2 separate regions of the Homo sapiens genome follow, and region 2 is linked to region 1. The links are chromatin loops, found by intact Hi-C in ENCODE. Cell type or tissue: PC-9. All regions are shown on one strand. Each heading gives the region's core, and the rest is flanking DNA. Links, peaks and the distances in the headings are about the cores only.

Evidence for each region. Hi-C counts contacts between places; a loop is a spot of excess contacts. Peaks named below come from ENCODE experiments on the same cell type or tissue, not always from the same donor. Only the 100,000 strongest peaks of a DNase experiment are listed, where the experiment ranks them.
Region 2: it touches region 1 in a loop (7-fold over the local background); 1 of 110 quality-filtered maps calls a loop at or near these places.

What each region holds. Positions count from the first base shown.
Region 1 is chr2:39,641,059-39,643,985 of GRCh38, forward strand. No RefSeq gene overlaps it. Among named protein-coding and RNA genes, the nearest start is that of TMEM178A, 23 kb to the right of the region's middle. In PC-9, for the core only: no CTCF peak of the experiment used is centred there; a DNase peak (open chromatin) is centred at 1,483.
Region 2 is chr2:39,570,244-39,573,170 of GRCh38, forward strand. All of the region lies in intron 5 of MAP4K3-DT (MAP4K3 divergent transcript), which reads left to right. Among named protein-coding and RNA genes, the nearest start is that of TMEM178A, 94 kb to the right of the region's middle. In PC-9, for the core only: no CTCF peak of the experiment used is centred there; a DNase peak (open chromatin) is centred at 1,268.

The DNA.
Region 1 (2,927 bases), core at 258-2,757:
CTACAGTATTAAACACAGACATCATGATGTACATTAGATCCCCAGGACCCATTCATCTTACCTAACTGAAACTTTATACCCTTTGACAAACATCTCCCTATTTCCTCCTCCTTCCCTCACCCTGTGCCCTTGGCAATCACCATTTTACTCTCTGGTTCTGTGAGTTTTATTTTAGATTCCACATGCAGGTGGGCGCTTGCAGTATTTGTCTTTCTGCATCTGGCTTATTTCACTTAGCATAATGTTTCCCAGGTCCATTCATGTTGTTGCAAATTTACTTCTTTTTATGGTTGAATAATATTCCTTTATGTATGTATACACACACAATGGAATATATATATATATACGCACACACACATATATATATTTATATCACATTTTAAAAGAATTCTAACTTTAAACTCTTTCTATGAATCCTTGAATTTACAACTAGTGATAAAATCTCACACACACACACACACACACACACACACAAACATACACATGTTCTACCTTGAATTACTACCAAGTCAAACAACCACAAAGCTGGCCAATGAATAGCTAATAACTGGTTGAATGATCAGCCCATATATTCTTTGGCAAATTGGATCAAACCACAGAAAAGTAGTCTCAGATAAAGTGAACAATATAACATAATTTACTTTCTCATAGAGAGAGGCTCTATTTAATTTTCACACCCCTGTGTCTGGTGTCCTTTCATGAAATACAGTAGTCTCCTTCTCAAAACTTCCCTGCTGGTGAAAGACATGCATTTTTTTAATGCACTCTTAATTTCTGGTATATAGGAATAAACTATGCCTCTGGGAAAGAAATGCATTGCATGGATACACTTTGTGAAGGTAAACACACAGAGGCATTCTGCTTTCTGTTAATTAATGACAGTGACGACAAGTTTTTATAGGAAACCAATTTTGCTTTTGAACACCAGGGAGATCTTTGAGCATAAGAAATATTTCAATTTAGGAAAATTATAGCACAGCCAAAAGCCCAAATGTAACAGGTGAATTATAGTTGGTCTAAAAAATTAGACACATTAGGAATTGGTCCATGAATGTTCAGTAAATACAACTAGATCCCTGAAAATATTTTCTCGAAGCTAAAGACAACTCTGAAAGTTGGGATTTGTTCCAGCATTTTCCCAGGAGGTGGAATTCAGATGCATGGGCTGGGACTGTGGGAGCTGAGAGATGCTAGAGTGGTGAGCAGCCCGCTGGGCAGAACCTTGCCTGGCTGGTGAGAGATTGATGTTCCCTGGTTCCAAATGGAGACTGAGTCTGACATATTTGCAGAGTGGAAGTTTGAGCTTCTCTTGTTTTTATTCATTACAAAGTCATTTATGAATGCACACTAACTGTGACATGACCTCGCTGGTATATTTAAAGCAACCCTAGGCTGGTGGGGTCAAAAGTTTCATTGTACACACAGATGCGGCTTGTCAGCAGGAATGCAGATTTTGGCAGGGTTAGAGGCAATGGATGTGAGGGCTGAGTCACCCTGCAGAGCATGCCAGATAACCCCTCCCCAACCCACACAATGGGTTCTATTCTAGTGCCATTCCTAACTGCACGATCTATACTGTATCTGTCTTGGATTTGTGTGCGATTGTCTGCATAGAGGCATAGTTGGTGACAAAAGAATGATGAAAATCAGAACAGTTACTTAAAGTGAAAACACCAAAGTCTGGGTTCTCTGAGCTCTCTCGCAGGTGTTTACTCTTTGACTTCTAAAATCAGTTCCACAGAAATACTCAAGTGTCCACAAATACACACATACAAAGAAGTTAATTACAGCATGGTATAGAAGAATGACAAATTGGCTGGGTGCGGTGGCTCACGTCTGTAATTCCAGCACTTTGGGAGGCTGAGGCAGGTGGGTCAGTTGAGCCCAGTTTTAGACCAGCCTGGGCAACATGGCAAAACCCCATCTCCACAAAAAATACAGAAATTAGCCAGACATGGTGGTGCACACCTGTGGTTCCAGCTACTGGGGAGGCTGAGGTGGGAGGATCACCTGAGCCCAGGTGGTTGAGGCTGCAGTGAGCCATGATCAAGCCACTGCACTCCAGCCTGGGTGACAAAGTGAGACCCTGCCTCAAATAAATAAATAAATAAATAAATAAAGACAAATTGGAAACAACATAAATCGGAGGGGGTCATAAATTATGACAGGGGTCCCCAACCCCCAGGCCATGGACCAGTACTGGTCCGTGGCCTGTTAGGAACTGTCCATAGAGTAGGAAGTGACCTGCGGCAGGCCAGCATTACCGCCTGAGCTCAGATCAGCGGCAGGCATTAGATTCTCATAGGAGCGTGAACCCTATTGTGAACTGCACACGCAAGGGATCTAGGTTGCACGCTCCTTATGAGAATCTAATAATGCCTAATGATCTGTCACTGTCTCCCATCACCTCCAGATGGTACCGTCTAGTTGCAGGAAAACAAGCTCAGGACTCCCACTGATTCTACGTTATGGTGAGTATGAAATAATGATAGAAATAAAGTGCACAATAAATGTAATGTGTTTGAATCATCCTGAACCCCCGCCCCCTGTCCTGTGTAAAAATTGTCTTCCACAAAACTGGTACCTAGTGTCAAAAAGATGGGGAAGTGATGAATTATGATACATTTTTGCAATGGAGTATTATGTAGCTGTGAAAAACAGCCAGGCAGCTTTATATGGATAAAAATGCCCATCACAGATTGCTAAGGAAAACATCAAATGGCATATATATGTATATGTGTGTGTGTATATATAAAATCTCATTTCTGTGTTTTAAAAAACCATGTGTGTGAACCAGGGTTACAGTGTTACCTTTGGAAAGTGGAGTTAGACCAGGTAAAAGAAGGACCAGCACTTTGTTTTTTGTTTTGTTTTGTTTTGTTTTGTTTTTGAGACAGAGTCTCGCTCTTGGCCCAGGATGGAGTGCA
Region 2 (2,927 bases), core at 218-2,717, 71 kb before region 1:
AATTTCATCTTCACAACTTTTGATGTAGATGCTTCCTTTACTTTCATCTACAGATGGGGGACTCAGGCCAAGAAAGGTTACATAATTTGCCCCAAATCACAGAGAAGCTTATGGATCAAAGATCAGAACCTAGGAGGTCTGACTTCCAAATCCAAACTTGAACTGCTGCGCCCACTGGCTAGAGATAAGTCAACAGTTGAAATGAACAGGCTAATTGTTTCCCCCTCAAAGCACTGGAAAAAGGAAACAGCAGCTATTTGGAATGAGATTTTTGCATCCTGGTCTGCTAAAGATCATGGTCCTGAAAAACAGAGCATGGTATCTGAGAAATTAGTGTTCTTAGTTTATAGAAGGGCCCCTCCCTGTTCTATAGGACTAGCTAAAGGGTGGTAGAACCAGATTGAGCGTTAGAGCATTCTCCATCCCCTACACCTCTCTTTCCATTTTGGGTAACTTGAGGACATTCTCCACACTCCCTGCAAGATCTGTAAAGTACTTTAGGTGCTGTTAGCAAGGTTCAGAGGGTCACTACCAGCTGATCCCACTGCTTCTCACTGTTGGCCTGAAAAACAATTCCATTTAGATCTGGATTGCCTAAAAGTTTGTGTGTGTGTGTAAAGGGTGTAGAAGGATTACTACTAGACACGATTCTTCTCTTTTTTTAGAAAGAATAATTTGAAATACAAACAAAATAAGGCTGTGGGGTCTTATTCCCAGCAGCTGGCAGACTTTCACTTAATTAAACTACCGTGATTGCTTTATTCATATATTTTGCTTGCCCCCATTCTCTTCCTCTCTGACTCCTTATAAAAACAATACTATTTCATGAAGGGAGAAATTAAATGCTGTTAGTCTTTAAGACCAACACTAATTAACAGCATTTATTTTTACTGTGATTGCCTACGTGAAAGTATGCAAAAGTAAATTTATATTCTGAGAATGTGGTTGCTTTGGTCTGAAGCGGTAAAGGGAATTAACTGTTCCTGGGAACTCATCATTCTTTGCTTGAAATTCTCCAGAGAGCAGTGAAACACCAGTGCCAGGGGCAGAATATAGAAACAAGGGCCGAATGCTGTGGCCAATTGAGCTGCCAGCCACCAGTATGATCATTCTCAAATCCAGGTCTGACCTACTTTCTCTCCTGTTGCAAAACCTGAGATGGATCTCCTGCCTGCTGGGTCAAGGTGAAGCTCCTCAGCCTGGCATTTAAAACATTTTGCAGTCTGGCTCCCTCTCTCTCCAGCCTTATCTCCCTGTACTCACCACTGCATGCCAATGCTCCGATTGTAGCCCTGCCCCTCATCATTCTTTTTACATCTCTGTGGCTTTTTGGAAATGACTCCCTTTTGTTTTAAGGCCTTCCACACCCACCACACCCGTGCTACCTGGTGAGTCTTGTCATCCTTTAAATTGAAGGTTGGAGCTTGCCTTTTCTGTGCAGCCTGTCTGAACTCCCCCGGCAAAGTTAGTTTCTCCCTCCCCTGTGCTCCCACACTACTTTGCATATTTTTATCAGAGCATTTATCACAATGTATTGTAATGTTATTGGCATGGCTGTCTCCTTCATTAAACTGTGTCCTATTTATTCTTGTTATCCACTTCCAATTTCAGGGTCTGGCACAATCCTGTCACATAGAAATACTTAATAGATGCTTATTGAATGACTGAATTATGGCTGTTATTATATGTCAATTAATATTTACTGTGTGTTTACTATGTGCAAAGCCTCATGTGTGCTGTGTTTGCCTGTGTATTGAGAAAGGGAGAGACATATGTAATGTGGGTCACAGTCCTAAAGAAACATAAAATTCTGTGTGAGACAAAAAATTAAAAAGCAAAGCAGAAGGACCTAAACATTATACCTAGATACAGGTATAGTCAACCCTCCACATCTGTGGGTTCCACAACCATGGGATTCCACATCCGTGGATTCAATCAACTGTTGGTCCAAAATATTTGGGGAAAAAATGGTTGGTTGCATCTGTACTGAACATGTACAGACTTTTTCCTTGTCCTTATTCCCTAAACAATACAGGATAGCAATTATTTACATAGCATTTACATTGTATTAGCTATTATAAGGAATCTAGAGATGATTCAAAGTATACGAGAAGAGGTGTGTAGGTTATATGCAAATACTACTGTTATCGGGAAGGGGTCCTGATTCAGACGCCAAGAGAGGGTTCTTGGACCTCGTGCAAAAAAGAATTCAGGGCGAATCCATAGAGTAAAGTGAAAACAAGTTTATTAAGAAAGTAAAGGAATAAAAGAATGGCTACTCCAAAGACAGAACAGTGGCTTGGGCTGCTCGCTTATTATACTTATAGTTATTTCTTGATTATATGCTAAACAATGGATGGATTATTCATGAGTTTTCCGGGAAAGGGGTGGGCAGTTCCCAGAACTGAGGGTTCCTGCCCTTTTTAGATCATATAGGGTAACTTCTGGACATTGCCAGGGCATCTGTAAATTGTCATGGAGCTGGTGGAAGTGTCTTTTAGCATGCTAATGTATTATAATTAGCATATAATGAACAGTGAGGACAACCAGAAGTCACTTTCATCACCATCTTGGTTTTGGTGGGTTTTGGCCAGCTTCTTTACCGCAATCTATTTTCCTGTTTTAGCAGTAAGGTGTTTGTGACGTGTGTCTTGTGCCGACATCCTATCTCATCCTGTGCCTTAGAATGTCTAACCTACTGGGCATGCAGCCCAGTAGGTCTCAGCCTTATTTTACCCAGCCCCTATTCAAGATGGAGTAGCTCTGGTTCAAACACCTCTGACACTGCTGTATTTTATAAAAGGAACTTGAGCATCCATGGATTTTGGTATGGGCAGGGGGTCCTGGAACCAATTCCCCATGAAAACTGAGAGACAACTGTGTATAGTTATGAAAGCATGGAAGAGGGGAGAGTCATTTGAATTGGG